4 separate regions of the Homo sapiens genome follow, and all the other regions are linked to region 3. The links are chromatin loops, found by intact Hi-C in ENCODE. Cell type or tissue: heart right ventricle. All regions are shown on one strand.

Evidence for each region. A loop is a pair of places that touch in the nucleus more often than their neighbours do. Peaks named below come from ENCODE experiments on the same cell type or tissue, not always from the same donor. Only the 100,000 strongest peaks of a DNase experiment are listed, where the experiment ranks them.
Region 1: it touches region 3 in a loop (9-fold over the local background); 57 of 110 quality-filtered maps call a loop at or near these places.
Region 2: a loop joins it to region 3, with 17 times the contacts of the local background. A loop is called at or near these places in 60 of 110 quality-filtered maps.
Region 4: it touches region 3 in a loop (9-fold over the local background); 91 of 110 quality-filtered maps call a loop at or near these places.

Annotation. Positions count from the first base shown.
Region 1 is chr6:144,290,176-144,295,175 of GRCh38, forward strand. It overlaps UTRN (utrophin), which reads left to right. Exons shown (of 75, transcript NM_007124.3): 2 at 1,562-1,732. The coding sequence starts at 1,654. Among named protein-coding and RNA genes, the nearest start is that of UTRN, 7.3 kb to the left of the region's middle. In heart right ventricle, no CTCF peak of the experiment used is centred here; no DNase peak of the experiment used is centred here; H3K27ac peaks cover 1,488 bases.
Region 2 is chr6:144,277,450-144,282,449 of GRCh38, forward strand. No RefSeq gene overlaps it. Among named protein-coding and RNA genes, the nearest start is that of UTRN, 5.4 kb to the right of the region's middle. In heart right ventricle, no CTCF peak of the experiment used is centred here; no DNase peak of the experiment used is centred here.
Region 3 is chr6:144,480,125-144,485,124 of GRCh38, forward strand. It overlaps UTRN (utrophin), which reads left to right. Exons shown (of 75, transcript NM_007124.3): 27 at 2,085-2,264. Among named protein-coding and RNA genes, the nearest start is that of SNORA98, 77 kb to the left of the region's middle. In heart right ventricle, CTCF peaks have their summits at 2,165 (motif pointing left) and 2,365; a DNase peak (open chromatin) is centred at 2,167; H3K27ac peaks cover 1,983 bases.
Region 4 is chr6:144,102,386-144,107,385 of GRCh38, forward strand. No RefSeq gene overlaps it. Among named protein-coding and RNA genes, the nearest start is that of SF3B5, 9.3 kb to the left of the region's middle. In heart right ventricle, a CTCF peak has its summit at 2,696 (motif pointing right); no DNase peak of the experiment used is centred here.

The DNA of each region.
Region 1 (5,000 bases), 190 kb before region 3:
CATAATTAATGTTAAAGAAATTTAACATTGATACAATAATATTGTCTAATACATAGTCCAAATTCAGATTTTTCAAATGATCCTCAAATGTTTTATTTTAAAATTCTGAATTCAATCAAAGATTACATTTCATTGTCATGTCTATTTAGTCTCCTTTAATTCACAAAGCTCCCCCTCTCCCAGGTAATTTTGGTTTTCAAGACGCTGACAGTTTTGAAGAAACCAGGCCATTTCTTTTGAAAACTAGCCACAGTCTAGATTTGTCTGCTCATGAGAAGATTCACGTTCAACATCTTGGCAAGGATATTGTGTAGATGATGTGGTGATTTTCCATTCAATTGCATGATGCCCCATGATTGGTTATGTGAATTTTGATCACTTGGTTAAGATTAGGAATTTTTCCCCAACATATTACTATGAAAAAATTCTCAGACATACAGAAGAGTTGCAAGAAATTTTCATTCAGCATTCATATACCCATGAGCTAGGTTCCTTAATTTGCATTTTGCTATATTCTGCCATAGTCTTCACTGGTTCCCCACATATTACTGTGGTCTACCTACAAGCCACAATCGTCTTTTTTTTTTTTTTTTTTTTTTTTTTTTTGAGATGGAGTCTCACTCTCGTTGCCCAGGGTGGAGTGCAGTGGCGTGATCTCAGCTCACTGCAACTTCCACCTCCCAGGTTCAAGCAATTCTCCTGCATTAGCCTCCTGAGTAGCTGGGATTACAGGTGCACACCACCATGCCTGGCTAATTTTTTTTTTTTTTTTGTATTTTTAGTAGAGACAGGGTTTCACTGTGCTGGCCAGGCTGGTCTCGAACTCCTGACCTCGTGATCCACCTGCCTCGGCCTCCCAAAGTGCTGGGATTACAGGCATGAGCCACCGTGCCCGTCCCTTGACGATCTTTTAAAAAGGCCAATTTGACCATGTTGGTTCCCTCCTTCGAACCATCTACTGGCTCCCCATTGCTCTTCAGATAAAGACACAAACCCTTGACCTGTTCTCCATGGTCCTATCCCTGGTCCTGCCCAGCTTCTTCACCTGGTTCAACAGGTACACTTGTCTCTTGGCTGTCTTCTTTCCAGAAACACTGGCTTGTGCTCCATTCTTTGACTGCTCCATGATTCTTTCTGCCACTTCACATAGGAAGCTCTTACCTTTTCTCTTTCTGTTTCCCTTTTTGGCTAATTAAATTCTTGTCATCTTTAAAGGCTTGGCTCAAATGTCTCTTCAAGAAAGCCTTCTCTAATTGCCCAGGGCAGGTCAGACTCCTCTGCTGTGTGCTCTTAATACTCTGTGCTTCTCCTTTGTATGATTTGTAGTCTGTCAGTATTGTAATGAAATAATTCATTATGTAATTAATTGCTTAGTGTGCATAAGCGCCGTAATGGCAGAGGCTATGTCTCTTGTTCATAGTCATAACACCATTGCCTGGCTTGGTGCTTTACACGTGGTAGGCACTCAATAAATATTTGGTGAATGAATAGTTACTACGAATAACTATATAAAATATATAAATACATTTTTTCAAGTCAGTACTTTCCCTTTTCCTTTTAGGTATTGATGTCAAGCTGAACCATCGTAGGAAGTTGAAAGCCTTAGAAAGAGGACTTGGTAAAGTTTTTGGATTATCTTGAAACTCTGGCAAGATGGCCAAGTATGGAGAACATGAAGCCAGTCCTGACAATGGGCAGAACGAATTCAGTGATATCATTAAGTCCAGATCTGGTAGGTAAAGGAAGCTCAAGAAAGCTATGGATTTTTATGTATTTAGAAAACCTATGTTTCTTGGATTGATTTGCATTGTTCTTGCAAGAACTTCTTGGAGGTGAAGTTCTTTTAAGAAACTGAATTCTGACAAATGACTATAATTTTGTAAAAGGTATATGTAAAAGGTATAATATCTCTGAGTGTCCTATCCTTTCTCAACCCAATTTTGTGCTTAGTGAAACTGCTGCTTGTAGCTAAAGGTTGTTCATTTGGAAGACTACTCCATTAAAATAAAATACGACCGAACATTTCTCTTTCTATTTTCTGGAAATTGAAGGGATTATATGCTTAATGTAGGAAGTGCCACAGTTTCTGGCAGGAAAGATCTTTCACAGTTTGATTTCATTACCATATATCCTCACCCCCATCCCTGTTCATAGCCATTGATAGGCCAACAGGTGTCCTACCTTGAAATATCTTATGAGCCTTCTCAAGGTAAAATTTTCACCTAGGTAATCTAATAAACCAGACTCAGACAGATTCATGGTTTTCACACGAACAGTTAAATTGGGGTCCTCAGGATACCACCCCCTCCTCCAATCTTTTTATATAACCGAGTGCTTTTTGACTCTGGCTGTACAGATGAATCAACTGGGGAGTTTTAAAAAACGCAGATGCATTGGCTCCATTCCAGACCCATTGAATAAAAATTTCTGTATTTTTAAAAAGCTTCAAATATGATTCTGAGACAAACTCAAAGGGGAGATATTTTTGAACAGGCAGAACACTTCTCAGCCTTGAAAATTACACAGAACTCCACCCTGAGTGTGAACACTATACTTAAGTAACTTTGAAAAGTTACTTTGAGGTATAAAATTACATCCAGTGTCACTTTAAAGACAAAAAAGGAACCCAAAGCCTGTTTTTGCTGTGTGAACCATCTTTATGTTCTGTTAGGAGCTTGTTTCTTATTATGTGAAACTGTAGAAATACACAGTGAAAATAAGATCTAAATTAACTGTCTTAAAATACACATTTTCCTCCATGATACCGGTGTTGGTTGATTGATAAAGATTTTAGTTATTACAGATTTGGCTGTAAATATGTAGCAACTATTGTGTAGCTTGACGGGTCTTTTGAAGGTATAGCTTAATATCTTGTTTTAAAATATGCTTTGAGGATGTTCTCTTCCTGTAAAATTCTTTTTGTTTTAAATGTTTTAGTGGTATAAGGTACTACAAAAATGTAAGGGATTATTAATATCATCTTAGGAGTACGGAATACATATTCAGACATATGTAAATATAACAGAGGAAAATGGAAGAGAGACGATTTAATGTCTCCATACTAGTCATTTTCTATAAATTGTGAGGAGGTATATTCCTAAATAGTTTTCTGAGTCAGCCTTCATTCTAGTAAGACCTTTGATATTTATAACTTGTACTTTAGCCGTGTCCATAAAAGAGTAATTATCTAATTTCAGAAATACCGTGTATATATAATGAACATATAAACTCCCAAACTATTTTAATTTAAAATTATCTTTTAAAAAGGCTGATGAACCTAAAATATTGCTGGAGAACAATTTGGCAAAAATGATAACATGTTTTTAACACATGCATATCAATTAACTGAGTAATTCTGTTTCTAGAGTTTTTCCCTAGGCAATACATAAAAAGGTACACTCAAGAAATTGATCACAGTATCATTTATAATAGAAAACATTGTAAACACCATGAAAATCTAATATTAGGAATTGGTTAGATCATTATTTCCCAAAGTATTTCGAAAAGATCAAAAGTTCTAGGATTGTTAATGTGTAATTCACAAAAGGATGTTATGGTCAAATAGCTTTAGGAAATAGTTGTTTAAACCTATTATTCTGTTTCTTTACTCTAGCACATCTGAACAGATCATACATGATCTCAGTAGAGGTAACTAAATTAGGGTATATCCATAAAGTAGAAGATTAAGCATTCATAAAAAGTGATACAGATGTGTGTGATGTGTGTGTGTGTGTGTGTGTGTATGAATATAGAAATGTGTTCTTGATATAGTAAGTAAACAAGTATGTATTATATGAAGTCATTTATATGAAAAATGTTTTTTAAAAATTTAGTGAAGTATACAATAAATGTTAATAGTGGTCATCTTGGCATTTGAGATTATTACTTTTTTTTTTGCTGATTTATATTTTCTAAAGTTCTTCAATGAACCCACATTACTGAGTTCTTATATTTTTAAAGATTATCAAATTGCTTAGAGTGTTTAGATGCCAAGGTTATGACTATTACTTTTTTTGTGGTGGCATCTACTTCAAAACACACTGAAAATTTAGTTGTTACATAGCTCAGATATGAATCACATTCTTTTGGCTGAATTATGTTGCAAAAGCCAGTAGATAAATTTGGATTTGAATGGACCCATTAGTCCCAATCTGGCTTCCTCTAAGGGACTTTTTTTGATTCTTTTAAGGCAAATGCTTACTATACAGAGGTAATATTTCATGGTACTCTAAAACTTACATATTTTAAGAGATTTTTAGTTTAGATTAAGTCATAGGAATTGTCTACATATCATATATGTATTTTAAAGATCCTCTGTCTACATGCTGTATGCCAAATTGGTTGCTTTTCCATTTTTTAAAAGGGAATACTTTCCTTTAGGAAAATTTTGATCCTCATCTGCTCTTCCAGGTTTCTTTTTTGGGGGGAAATTGGATGAAAGTGGGGGGACGGAGAGTGTGGTTTCTGCTCTCCAAATCCTCGAGTTTGGACAATCCAAAAGGCTGGCATAATTAAATTGGCATAATAAAAATGTCTATGCATTTTATGTTAAGTTATTGTGATTATTTTTATTGTCCTCACTTAGTATTACTTTGTTTCATGCCATTTTGAATATTATAATTTTTTAAATTTTATAATTTTAAAGCCATTTCTACCATCTAAACAGAAATAGGAAGTTGTCAAGGGTACGTAATGAAGTAGTTTCATAAATACAAAGCCATGTATTTATTTATGGTTGTAGTATACTTGCCTTGGGTTTGGGTGAGTGTTAGAAAGGAACTGGAAAGAATTTGATCTATAATGACCAAGGATTTGGTGTTGGGTAAAAGTAGACCTGTCTTTCTCTAACTTAAAAGCACATATGCCAAGTTCATCATCAAGTACTGTATTATTAACAGCCTTAATTAGTAGGCTTTAGAAAGTTCAACAAGTTAGTAAATATTTTGAAACAATAGGCCAAGACTAAGAATTTTTAAAAAGTGAAATTTATTGCCAGTAGA
Region 2 (5,000 bases), 200 kb before region 3:
TGTTCTTATTATATTAGTCTCTAACAAATATGACACAACTTCATGACGCCAAGGGGATCATAAATGTGAAAAAGAATTTTGCTCTTCTTTTAATTTAAACATATTTTCTGAGGAATGTTTTGTGCTGCCCACATGAGTTGACTGGTGACACCAGTCGGTCCTTAGCTCTCTGGGAAGCTTTCCTGGAGAAGGTGACCGTTTTATCAAAGCAGGAAAATAGTATGTACTTATGTAGAATTACAGAAATGAAAAGCACCTTTTCCTGGATTTTCTTCACAAAGTAAGAGCAAATACTAGGCGAATAAAGCTGCCTATTGGAAGAAGGGTACATTTGATGTGGCAATACCATTTCATTCTCGGGCAGATGGCCACCAGTTTGAGGTCTGTGGTAATTTGAAGTATACTGAAAAGCAATGTGACCTAATTTTGTAAAACAAAATAGTTGACTTTGTTAAAATAATCAATATTTTAAAATTGTCTGCATGACTCCAATAGATTGTCCCAATATTTTCCTCTTTTACTGCAATGGACTGCTTGGGATTTCCCCTAGGCTCATATAGCTAGAAATGCCCAGTAATCACTGGGAGGCACTTATCAGTGCATTGGAGCCCCTTGCTAGTTCCCCAGAGAAGAAATCCACATAGTGTCTGGTCCTGCCCCTCCAGGCCCTCGATTTAAGATGGGAAACTCATGTTTATTTGAGACAGGGTCTCAGCCTGTCACCGAGGCCGGAGTGCAGTGGCATCATCACTGCTCACTGCAACCTCGAACTCCCAGGCTCAACCGATCCTCCCACCTCAGCCTCCTAAGTAGCTGGGTCTACAGGCCTGTGCCACCACGCCGGGCTAATTTGTATTGTTTTATTTTTTATTTTTTGGTAGAGACAGAGTCTCAATATGTTGCCCAGGCTAGTCTCTAACTACTGGGCTCAAGTGATCCCCCCTGCCTCGGCCTCCCAAAGTGCTGGGATTAGAGGCATGAGTCCCTGCACCTGGCCACGTGTTTGAAAGGCAGAGTAAGAACGCAGAAGAATTTGGCATCCATCTAAAAACTATGAGAGTTTTCTAGAAGGAAATAATGGTTGATAAGGCAGGGCCAGCTGATTAATACCATAACTTGGTCAGGCGCAGGTGTAAGTCATGTTGGCCATCTCTCCTCAATACAGAGAGGCAGTGCCCAGAGGGAGGAGTCCCGGAAGCAGGGAGGGGGGTGGGGGAATGGGCCATAGAGACACCAGATCCCTTAGAAATCAGCTGACAGTTTAGAGTCAGCCTTCCAGAGGGGCATCAGAAACATTGAGCTGACCTCATCCAGCCTTCCTGTCGGATGAGTTGCACTGGAGCAGGAGGATGCACAATCCAGGCTAGAGGGGTGTATCTTCTTGCAAGTGAATTGCAAGGGTGTGTCCAGGAACCCGAACCTTGCCTCTGGGCAAGGAAGCTGCAGAGCTACACTGAGGGTTAGGGCTCTTGCCAAATAGGCTGCGATTTAGGGCACATTCCAGTTCCAATAGCCAACTGGAGTCTGGCAGGAGAACCAGTGCAAAACTAGACATAGAAGATGTCTGATCATGGCCTGGAAATCTAGATGGTAATCCCCCATCCCCTGCATACCAGGCTAAGACTGCAAATGTGTTTGGGTTTAGCATGTGTTAGGGAGCTAGGGAGACCACCCAGGACTCCAACAAAAGGAAATGCTCCTCCTGCCGCTTGCCACCATTCATACATATTCCATGTCTTCCTTTGCCTGAAGCCTTCTCATAGGCCTGCTCTTTTCCTGATTAATTTTTATATTGAACTGGGCTCATTCAGTTGCAAGTGACAGAATTCCAATACACATTAACATTCAGGATAAAGGGAGTGATAGGGCACTGCCGATGGGCATGGAAGCCAGCGACTCTTGCATTCTCAGCTTTCTCTGTATATTTTCAGCTCCCGGTGCAATGGTTTAATTTTCTCCTTCTATAGAAGTGGAACTCCAGCCAGTAGTAGGAGCAGGAGAGGGGAATGGAGGGAGTTTGTCTCAATTTTATGTCACTCCAGTTTACTAATTCCAAAGGAAAAAAGAAAAAGGTAACTTTCCCTTTCAGTGTTACCATGAAAACGCCTAGCAAGGACTATTATGGGCTTAACTTGGATCTCTGGTCCCTGCTTAGACTAATTACTGTGGTTGGGGAAGGGGCCCTATGATTGGCTATTCCTAGGTCATGAGCCCACCCCCAGGCTCAGTGATTGACAGTCCCACAAAATGATTGACAGCCACACAAAATCTAATTGGAGCAGAAAAGGAAATCTCCAAAGGAAGGAGTAATATTCCTTCAATAAGAGTGGAAAGATGTTGGGCACAGCAAGACAACAGGTGCCTTTTAGGATTCCTACTCAACCACTAAGGCTCAACTCAGGTGTCACTTCTTGGTACTGCCCATTCCTGTCCTTTCTATTGGGTTATGTGTCCCTCTCCTGGCTCATGTTACATTTTGGCTGTACTGGTGTACCCTATTAATTTATAATTGTCTATCTATGTGTTGGTCTTTCTCACGAGACAGTGAGCTCTTTGAAGGTAACCACTGTGGCCTATCCCATTTGCATATCCTGCTTTGCAGCAGATAATGGAAGTTCCAGGAATGTTTTCAATAAAGAATGAATGAAGACAATCACAAAATGGCAGCCAATCCTCTTGAGTTAAGAGAAAGGGGAAAGGAACATAATAAAAGTAAAAAGTACCAGATTTGGTGGTAAATGCTTTATGTTAACTAACTCATTTGATTCTCACAACACTTGCAGAAGGTATTACTCTTTCTACTTTACAGGTAGGAAGCTAAAGGTTAAGTTCCACAAGCTTACATGGCTAATAGCCTTCAATATCATAATGAGTACTTAGGTAACTAAAATCTAGACCAGTTCTCTTTCGGCTACGCTCGCTTTCTTCCCCCACCTTCTCCCCTCTTCTTCTGGTTAACAATGAACTCATGTAACATAGGGATCTTCTCTTTTCACTTCTCAGTAATTTGGACACTTTCCCCCAATAGATTGTTTTATTTTACCTAAAGGTATTCCCTGATCAGCTTTGTATCTTTCATTTGCTTCTTTGTAAAATCAGAGGGTTGGCCGGGGGCAGTGGCTCACGCCTGTAATACCAGCACTTTGGGAGGCTGAGGCGGGCGGATCACGAGGTCAGGAGATCGAGACCATCCTGGCTAACAAGGTGAAACCCCATCTCTATTAAAAATACAAAAAATTAGCCGGGCATGGTGGTGGGCGCCTGTAGTCCCAGCTACTCGGGAGGCTGAGGCAGGAGAATGGTGTGAACCCGGGAGGCAGAGCTTGAAGTGAGCCGAGACCACGCCACTGCACTCCAGCCTGGGAGACAGAGCGAGACTCTGCCTCAAAAAAAAAAAAAAAAAAAAAAAAAAAAAAAAATTCAGAGGGTTGATGGAAAGACTCTGTAAAATCTTTTTCAGCAACAACATTATAAAATTATACAAATTAAATTAAGCCAAGAAAAATTTATAAGTAGGATAAACTCAGCGTAGACTGTGTTTTGTTCAGTTTTCCCCGAAGGTGGTGCTCTGGGTTTCCCATCCTCCACCCTCTCTGCGTCTCTTCCTTCTCTTTTTGGCGCTTCCTTTATTCTCCCATTTTGATCAATCAGTTGCTCTTCTCTGCCCAACAACTTAGTGCTTTTATTTTGCCCTTAGCTTCTTTGGATTCCACATTTCAGCTCCTGTATTCTCAATATTCCTGTCCTCCTTGTCCTCTCATCATTAAACTTTCTCTTCAGAGCCTCATTTCCTCAGAACTGGGCCATGCTTCCTACCACCTGTGCAGGTTAAATTGCCAGGAATAGTCCTAGGGTTTTACCAATTGTAGGTAACCTCCAGGGTGGTCCGAATCGAATGAAACACTTGAATTCAAAGAGATAAAGCTAATCACGGGTATTTCATAATTATGATTGATTCAGTATGGATTTTTTTTTGGTAGGGCAATTTCTTGACCCCTCCAATCATCCAAAGTGGCCTATTTAAGGCCAGCACCCCAGGGCACAGGGGCTCAAAGTGTGGCTCCTCAGCTATTCTGATCTAAAGCTAAGGCATGTTAAACCTGCAGCTTCCTGGGCCCCACCAGGCCTAGTCAATCAGAATTTCTGGGGAATGGCAATCAATCTGAATTTAAAATATATTCTCTGGGTAATTCTTGAGTGCATTAAGTTGTAAGGAACTCAGCCTTTGTACTATTTATTTTCTAAAAGTTTCATGTGCTATTATTTTTTGTTTCTTCAATTCTATTACAAAAATTTATATGATAAAATTTTATCAACTCGCACACATACTAGACGTTTGACTGAAGAATTTACCAACAATACTCAGCAAAAATCCAGTATCTATTACACACAAGCTCCAGATTTATACTTTTTTTACCTGAAAAATATAAGAAAGGCTAAATTCCCTAAACTTTCCTCCTCTCTTAAATGCTTGTATGTGGGGCTTTAATTATAGTCAATACCAAAGGTAAAGCTAAAGGAGTGTCTTGTTTTTTTATACATTGTGTATTTTCCCCTGTTTCTACTGTTTAAAGAAAAACTGCATTTATATAGTCTTGCACAAAGTTTAGTAGCAAATGTTTTCCTTTTGGTTCTTATATTAGGATGCAGTTCCCTGTATGGGAATAATATTTATGTGAATCATGTCTATATACACTATACACACATATACATATATCTTTATATATGAATCTATATATACACTACTCATATCATAATTTTCTCCTTTGTCAAAGGCTTTCTATCCTGCAGTGACACTAACTCCATTTTCCTTAATTTTCACAGTTCTGTGGTGACAGCAGGGCAATTCTGACTTTGGGTTACCAGTAGACCCAGGGCCACATTCCTATTATTCTCTCCAGATGTTCTACAGCGATCTGATCTTTGGGATGAGCAGACAAAACCCCACTGAGCATCCTTGTTGCAGGCCCATTACCTTAGAGGCCTGTCTCCACCGTGCC
Region 3 (5,000 bases):
CAGGGTAGCTGCTCTAATTTTAGCAGGGGAAGAAAGCCAGGAGTCCACATATTTGGCTTGGCCCATGAGTTGAGTCCATGAGGGCCCATGAGACAAGCTCTTAAGTTAGACCTTTGGGAGGCTACAGAGAATGACTTAAAAACCTCTGGTAGTGGGCATGAGGAAGAATGATCATTTTTTTTTAATTGGGGTAAATACATATAACATTGGTCAGCTTAATTTTTAAGTGCACAATCCAGTGGCATTAATTGCATTCATCACTATTTCCAAACATTTTCACAAAGAGTTATTTTTTGTAAGGGGAACAAAAGAGACCTCCCAAGTTGTCTGAGGTTTATTCTTATTTTCCTGTTACTAATCTTCCAGTTAATACATACGGCACATATGAACACTGACGTTTCATTAGAGCAGGTAGGAATAGCGGTAGGAATGCATCGGGGAGTTCATATTAGTTGGATCCACTGGATACATTTCCTGTAAACTTGTACTCCTCTGTCGATAGTCTTGAACACTCTCTTTTTATATATAATAAAAGAACTGGGCATCATTCCCAAATTTCTAACACAGCTTCAACTGTCCTTGAATGTTCAAGCCAAAGGAGATGGTGTTTTCAAAGCTTTTTTTTCCTGTAAGCTTAAGCAACACAGTGACTAATGTTTTACCTCAAAGTTAACTTACCTAGAAGTGTAACTAAAGCAAAAATCTGTGATTTTTTTCAAAAAAGGGATTATATGACATTCATACATTATTATACATGAATCAAAGTAAATATGACAGGAGACTTGTTGGAAGTTGTTTTTTCACTAAAACATCTTTTTTAGTGTAGCTCTTTTTGAAAGATTTAAAAATACTCAGTACATAAGGTATTTTAAAATAGGCTACCATGTTAAGAATTGTCTCATTTATTGTCTTTCTTTACACTATTGGCATTGTAGTTCTGTGGATTTTAAAAGTTGCTATAGATGAGATTTGAGAAAAATGATATTTAAATATTTGATTGGGCAACATTTTATTTATTTTTATTCTTTCAAACAGCCATTAGGACTTACAAAACCACTACACTTAATTACTTTCCCCCAATCTAAGGAAGTTCAAAACCATTAAGTAGTAGAGAAAAGTAAAGGGGAAAGTGAAAGACTGTTTTATTTGTATTTATTGCCATTAAAAGTAATGGCATAAACTGCAATTACTTTTGCACCAACCTGATAGGTTGATTTTCCTGAATGTCAGATTGTTTATCTTAGCACTGAGAAACAGCTATTTCTGGATCAGATCATCTCAGTCTAACTTTATCATTGAAATGCTATTAATTAGCAGAAGGATACATGTGCCTATGTTCTATAATTTTTTAAAAAGCTTAAATTATTTAGAGAACTTTTAAAGATACTTCTACCATAGTGTACCTCAATTTTTGTGAAAATATATTTATCACAGTGTAATCTGCTCAGCCCTCCAGTGATAATGAAAATTCACTCACTTAAATTCTGATCTTGGACCCAGACTTTGAAAATACTTCATGTCAGTAAACATACTTTGGATAACTTACGTTAACACTGCTGTTATGAAATGAAAACATTTGTGGGAGCTGAGTACATTGGATGCATGAGTGAAATTTCAGAGTTAGCATTCTTATTTCAAAAACGCTCAACTGGGCTGGGTGCAGTGGCTCACGCCTCTAATCCCAGCACTTTGGGAGGCCAAGGTGGGTGGATCACCTCAGGTCAGGAGTTTGAGACCAGCCCCGCCAACATGGCGAAGCCTCATCTCGACTAAAAAATATGAAAATTAGGTAGGCATAGTGGTGGGTGCCTGTAATCACAGCTTCTCGGGAGGCTGAGGCAGGAGAATTTCTTGAACTGGGAGGCAGAGGTTGTAGTGAACAAGACTCTATCTCAAAAACAAAAACAAAAACAAAACCCCACAAAGAACCATTCACTGTTACCTAAATAATGTTCTATTTTGGCAGTTAGAATCATCCAGATGTTTTAACTTTGGTTTAATTCTTGAAAAAAAAAGAAAGAAAAGAAATTGGTTACTGAGAAAGGGAGACGTTTTTCAAGTTCATCCATCCTTTCTTGGAACAGAGGGCAAAAGAGGATGTGTTGCAGAAGGAGGTGAGAGTGAAGATTCTCAAGGACAACATCAAGTTATTAGCTGCCAAGGTGCCCTCTGGTGGCCAGGAGTTGACGTCTGAGCTGAATGTTGTGCTGGAGAATTACCAACTTCTTTGTAATAGAATTCGAGGAAAGTGCCACACGCTAGAGGTATGCTATTATTATTATTGTTGTTATTATTATTATTATTATTATTATTATTATTTTCAGTGATGTATTTCTGAGATCCAAACTCTGTAATGTTTTGGCCATTTTCAAATCTTGGAGAAAACTTCTCTTTTCTTTCAAATTCTGGATTATAAAGAAAAAATAGTTCTTGGGAAATAGTTTGATAAAAATGAAAGAGGGGTTAAAAACAGGAGACCAAAATCTGTCCCTAATTATCAGAAGGTTCTTGGGCAAGTCATTTTGTATATTCAAACTTTACTTTTTTTATAGGTGCAATCCAGGTTTTCATGTAACAGATGATCTGTAGGGCCTATTCCAGTCCAAAAATTGCAGAGCACATTTCAAGCCTCTCTTTTGTTTTGTTTTGCCTGGTTGAGTACATAGAGAGGAATTATTTTCTTTTGAGTGGTGTCTAAAGTTCAAGAGTCACCTGAAGGAAAAATAGAACTTAAATATGTGACAGTTTTACTGGGTCTTAGATAAAATACCTTTTTTTTTTCTCCCTGGCCATTACACGTAAAATGTAGATGAGTCTATGAAATTTTTTTAAACTAAGAGTGAGGTTTTGCTTGTTTGTTTTTATAGTAGTATGACTTTTGTTATTGCTTGTTGGAAGATTTAAGAAGGCTTTCAATTTACAACAATTTAATTTACATTCAATTTGACGTAAAACAAATATTTGTATTGTGGCAAATCTTGAAATGGTAAAAAATGGCAACTGCAATATTTAACCTAAATTCATTCATTACTTTGATCATTCATTCATTTGTAAATTCATTCGTTTCTTGTTCTAAACCAATTTTGTGCTAAGATAAATATATATCATTGAGGCAAGTTAGTAAGAAAGCTACTTGATTTGGGATCTGTCTGCTTCTTGGAAGTGGTCTTCTTTGAGTCATTTTTTCTTTCCCATAAGAAAAGAGGTTGTGCTTGCATCTGAGCAGATTTTTGGTCTGCTTTTTGCTTGTGGAAATTGGGGGACTAGAACCTCTTTTCTTTTATTCTAATTCAGTGGCTGGAAAATTATGGCTGAGGATTTTGTTTTGTTTTGTTTGAGACAGGGTCTTGCTCTGTCACCTATGCTGGAGTGCAGTGGTATGATCACAGCTCACTGTAACCTCAAACTCCTGGGCTCAAGTGACCTTCCTGCCCCCGCTTCCTGAGTAGCTATGACTCCAGCCTTGCAATGCCACACCTGGCTAATTATTTTTAAATTTTTTTTGTAGAGATGGGGGTCTTGCTATGTTGCCCAAGTTGGTCTGGAACTCTTGGGCTCAAGCCATCCTCCTGCCTTGGCCTACCAAAGTCCTGGGATTAAAGGCATTAGCCACTGCACCCGGACTGGCTGAGGGTTTAAATCTAACTTGTAGTTTGGTTTTGGATACCTGGTTAACTGAGAATAGTTTATACATTTCTCAAGGGTTGTACAACACATACCCCCCTCCAAGAAGAATCTGTGATAGGAAGCAAATGTGTCCTCCCAAAACCTAAAATATTTACTGGCTGGCCCTTTGTAGAAAAATGTACTGCTCCTTGATCTGGTAAGCATACTTCATATGGAGAGTGGACCGGCAGGTGCCTTCACTCATTTATGTAAACCAGAAGATGCCTCCACTCATTCAGTACATTCAAGACGACAAGCCCAGGAGGCATCCAGCTGAGTTCTTTCTCCTAAACTTACCACTCAAATAAGTTCCTCTTATAATAAGGGATTATAAATTTATAAATGTTTCCACCCACTACACAACCCCTGGGTCCCTGCTCTGGAAACCTCAGAGGGGAATGAGTGATCAAAACCAACACAGTAAGAACAGTATAACTCCAGTTTTGGTAAAATGTGGCTCTCTTATATTGACATGTCCTCATGAATTTAGAAAAAAGTTGGGAAGGCTACATTGCAAACTTTTACATCAGTTAGCTCCAAGTTGGAATTGGGTGGGGCCCAGGAGATTTCAATTTTCTATGAAATTATTTTTTAAAAATTTACAATTGGGAGCAATTTTTTCATTTTGTTCAAAAACCAAACTTTTTTTTTTTTTTTTTTTTTTTTTTTGAGATGGAGTTTCACTCTTGTTACCCAGGCTGGAGGGCAGTGGCGTGGCCTGGGCTTACTGTAACCTCTGCCTCCCAGGTTCAAGTGATTCTCCTGCCTCAGCCTCCCGAGTAGCTGGGATTACAGGTGCCTGCCACCATGCCCAGCTAGTTTTTGTATTTTTAGTAGAGATGGGGTTTCACCATGTTGGCCAGGCTGGTCTTGAACTCCTGACCTCATGTGATCCACCTGCCTTGGCCTCCCAAAATGCTGAGATTACAGGTGTGAACCACCGCACTTGGTCTTTAAAAAACAAACTAAATAATGTTTCTCTCCTGTTTTTCTTACTAATTATATAGTTCTATTTTTGACATTTAAATCAGATCATGGAATTTATTTTAAAGAGTGAGGCAGCCTCTTGCCCACTCTTTGCTCCCCACCCTTCACCAACTGGTCTCATATGATTTTGTTGATTATTTTATTTTATTTTATTTGAGATGGAGTCTTGCTCTGTTGCCCAGGCTGGAATGCAGTGGTGCAATCTCAGCTCACCGCAACCTCCGCCTCCCGGGTTCACGCCATTCTCCTGCCTCCTCCAGAGTAGCTGGGACTACAGGCATCCGCCACCACACCCGGCTAATATTTTTATATATATATATATATTTTTAGTAGAGACAGGGTTTCAC
Region 4 (5,000 bases), 380 kb before region 3:
CACAATTCAGCCATAATAGTTATATACAGTGACATGGAATACATAAAATAACTTGCTTTTTACATATTTGTGAATTTAATTAGATTTATGAAAATAATTGAAATACTTGAAAAGATTTTATTTATTAAATCAGATAATTGCAATACTTACAAGGAGCATAAAATATATTAATAACTATGGTTTAGGCCTGGCGTGACAGCTCACGCCTGTAATCCCAGCACTTTGGGAGGCCAAGGCAGGAGGATCTCTTGAGTCCAGGAGTTGGAGACAAGCCTGGGCAACATGGTGAAACCCCGTCTCTACTACAAATACAAAAATTAGCTGAGGCTGGTGGCACGTGCCTGTAGTCCCAGCTACTCGGGAGGCTGAGATGGGAGGATTGCTTGAGCCTGGGAGGTTGAGGCTGCAGTGAGCTGAGATCTTACCACTGCCCTCCAGCCTGGGTGACAGTGAGACCCTGTCTCAAAAAAAAAAAAGGAAAAAAATTAACTATGATTTAAAGTGTTTAAAATAGTTAAACTTTGGAGTAGAACTAAATTTTATTCAAAGTCCCCTTTAAAACGATCGCTAAAATTTGCTAAACTTAGAAATAGATTAGGATTTTTAGCTGAAGTTAAAAGCTTAAGGGAACAGGTAGTTTTTCAATTTATAAGTTTAGCAGAGGGAGCATCAGCTTTTAAAACCTAAATAAATGCCTGAATAGTAGTTTCTACATTCCCCCAGATGATCCTTAAAGGCACTACAAAGCCTCACATTTAATGAAGTCAGCTTTCAAATAGTATGAAAACCGTGCTGCAATTTTTAATTGTAATTATATTTAATTTTTAACTTGGAGAGAGTTGTCATCTTAACTATGTTGAATTTTCTCATTGATGCACATGGTATATTTTTTCATTTATTTACTTCTTTCTTTCTTTGTCTTCTTCCTTTCCTTTCCTTTCCTTTCCTTTCCTTTCCTTTCCCTTTCCTTTCCTTTCCTTTCCTTTCCTTTCCTTTCCTTTCCTTTCCTTTCCTTTCCTTTCCTTTCCTTTGACAGAGTCTTGCTCTGTTGCTCAGGCTGGAGTGTAGTGATATGATCTCGGCTCGCTGCAACCTCCACCTCCCAGATTCAAGCAATTTCTCATGCCTCAGCCTCCCGAGTGGCTGGGATTACAGGCATGTGCCCCCATGCCTGGCTAATTTTTTTGTGTTTTTAGTAGAGACAGGGGTCACCATATTGGCCAGGCCGGTCTTGAACTCCTGGCCTCAAGGCCACCTCGGCCTCCCAAAGTGCAGGGATTACAGGCGTCAGCCACCGCAACCTGCCTAAGTCTACTTTTCTTAATGTAAAATAAAGCTGGTATAATTTTCTCCATTCATATCTTTACCATATTCTGTTAAGTTTATTCCTGGGTATCTGCCATGTATACTTATATTACACATGAATTTTAAATTATGACCTAATAAGGAATATTACAATTTCTTACACTTGTTGACAATAAAGAATTTTGGTCTGGAACCAGCAATCTTATTGGCAAGACATGCCAGGAGAGCTGTGAGAATTTCCTAACCGAAGATATTACCTCAAGTCAATCCCACCTGTTAGGTTACTTTATGTAACTATCAAATGTTGTCTTTACTAGGTGACTTTGGGGAAGGAAAAAAAGTAAACAGAAATCTTAAAAATAAAATTTTACAAATGCTGTCTTACAGTTCAGCATTTGAGTAAGGAAAAATATGCAATAAAAGATTCCATTAGAAAAGTGTATAGAATTTAAAATGTATAAAGAAAAATTACATATGTTTTAAGACAGAAAATTATATTCTGTTGGATCTGTTTTTGAAGCAAAGTCTTCCTTGTCTTTCTTGGCCTTGTGCTGCAGGCTTTAAATTTTTTAAGAAGCCATTTAACATTTTGACTAGCAAAGGCATAATCCACACATAGAGAACTATAACAAGGAACGCAGTATCTAACTTATACCATTTCTCACCCCCATCTTTAATGAGTAACCACACTGTATTAGTTTCTTGTGTATCCTTTGGGAGATTACATTCATGGATGTATAAGCAAACACAAATATGTATAGTATTTTACCCCCGTTTAAAATTCATATGGTAGCAAAATACTCACCATAATTCTCTACCTTGGTTTTTTGTGTTGGTTGTTTAATTCTGTTCTATGTTCTTTGATACATCATAGAGATCATCGCATATTAATACATAAAAGAGTTTTCTCATTCTTTTTTTCCTTGTATTATTGCCACATAATATTCCCTTGTATGAGTGTATCATACTCCCAGTAACCACCCTTTTATTGATTACCCTTTATGTTGTTTCCACTGCTGCAATGAATAACCTTGCTGCAATGACTAATACTGTACATATGTTATATTGCACATGTACAAGTATATTCGTAGGGTGAATTCCTAGTAGTGGAATTAGAGCATTATTAAAGACAATGAAACTACTGTTGTGCACACACTTAACGCAATCATGAATTTCTAACCATAGTGCTTTTCGGTGATTTTCAAATGTCTTGGATCACCAGAAATTATATTCAAATTTTATTATGATCTAAGAAAGACATGAACTTTAAGTAGAAATTAACTGAAGTCACATTTCCCTTGGTGAAAAATTATTTTAGATATCATTTCTGTCTGTAAGCAAGTATTAGGAGGACTTTCAATATGTCCAGATGTTGAAATAATGTTTCACACTAGGGGTCGCCAAAACAGTATTTAAGGCCAACAAATGGAACAATGGTTGAGAACATTTTTATAATGAGGCACCCTTGAGCTTCTCAATCACAGTAAGCAGGAACGGTGCCTTGTGAATGAGATGCTAAAAATAATACTTTGGTGTGCTGTATTTTTAAAGGCAACTAAGACTTTGATAATTTAGGAGAAAAGGAAGCAACCATTCCCTTATACTTTGGGGGCATTACACAATAAGTGGTGATGTGGAATTTAGGTGATATGGAATTTAGAGAATTTTTAAAATAAATTTGCTAGTTATAATCTTATTTTTCTGTGATTGAAAATGTCTTTATCTTCTACTTTTCTTTTTCCAACCATTGTGGGTTTCATATATCTGGGCAGATCTAGAACTCTCCATTTTTTAAGGGTTTTGCCCCTAATTGGGGATATACTACAAGGGTTAAATTTTATGTACTTTTCATATAACTTCTCTTGGGACAGATATGATTGCCATGGGCCTCCATTCTACAACTCATAAGATTTAATAGGCTGGTTCCTTTCTGTTCCTTAGTGATAACATTAAATCACAGGCCAGTGCAATTTTTAAACAATTTCTCAATGGAGAAATTTTACAAAGAAACATTGAAGCACTGTATGCATGTTCCATTTGTTACAGTAATATGAAATTTACTCTTATAATAGTATTTTTATGAGAACAAGTGTCTTAGTTCAGGCTGCTATCACAAATGCCATAAATTGGGTAACTTAACAGAAATTTATTCATCAGAGTTCTAGAGGCTGGGAAGTCCAAGATTAAGTTCCAGAAGATTTGGTGTCTGGTGAGGGTCTGCTTCCTGGTTAATAGACAGACGTCCCTTCTCTGTGTCCTCATGTGCCTGAAGGAGCATGGGAGCTCTCTTGGGCCTCTTTTATGAAGGCACTAATCCCATTCATGACAGCTCTCCTTTCATGAGCTAACCTCCCAAAGGCCGCACCTTCTAAAACCACCATCTTGGAGTTGAAATGTCAACAAATGAATTTTGGGGAGACACAAGCATTTAAACCACAGGAAATAGTTAAGAGTCACAATTTGTCATTTTCACAGTTTACCTAAGAGAGGGAAGTCATCTTTAAATATATGGTGAGAAGAGGTTTGAGGTCTAAAAAAAAGATTTAACTGAAGATTTTTTGTAACTTCAGTAAAAGGAATAAACAGGGTGCTATGATAAAGAATAATGGGGAAGAAGGAGGGGGGCACTGAGGAGAAGGTGATTGAGGGGAGGCCACTCTAGAGAGGTAACACTTGCATGTGTCCTGAGGAATGACAACAAGCCAGCTATGCCAAGAACTCTGGAAGAGCATTCCAGGCATAGAACAAAGGCACTGAAGTGGGGAGAAGTTTGAAGGACTCTAGGAACCACTAGACGGTTGGAGCCTAGTGACAGAGAAATAGTTACATTAGATGAAGTTGGACATGGAAGCAGTGGCCAGGTAATTTACAGTCTTGTTTGAATTTTTAGTCTATTGGGAAGCAAAAAAAAGTTTGAAGCCAGGGGAGCACTATGAAACCCTCATGTGCAGAACGGGGGCTTTGGGAGGGAAGAAGAGAGTGAGCTAAATACAGCCACAATCACAATCTGTGTAAAGATGCATGTACAAGACTGCCCTGTCACTTCAACCATCTCTTGCCTCGCCATTGCTCCAAACACACTGGCCAGGCATGTTTCTATCTCAGAGGCATTTTTCCTTTTTATTTCCTCTGCCTGAAATGCACTGTCTCCAGATGTCCATGTGGCAAAGGACCTTGGTTCTTTTAGGCCTTTGCTCACAATGTCACTTTTTAAATGAGTCCTTTTCTGGCCAAATTATCTAAAATTGTAAACCTGTCCCTCCATTACCAATGTTTCCTACCCCTATTTCCTTTATTTTCCCCTTACCACTTATTGCTAGCATACATGTTTAACTACATGTAAATACATAAATAATGTTTTATTTATCATGCTTATTGTCTGTCTCCTTACATAGAATATAAGCTCCGTGAAGACAAGGACTTTTGTGTTTGGTTCATGGCTCTGTCCGCAGCATGAAGTTCAGTGATTAAGTACTAAATTAATGTTGATGGAATAAATGAAGGAAGAAATGTTCATGATGGCCTTTTGAGTGATAGCAAAGGACTGGAAACAAATTGAGTGTTAACAAAAAGGAATAATTACATCAATTATGGTATAATCATAATATGTAGCTTTTAAGAGGCCCATACCTAGTAGATATAAATAGGCATAAAAAGACATCCATTTTATATTAAATGGGAAAAGGAAGTTATAG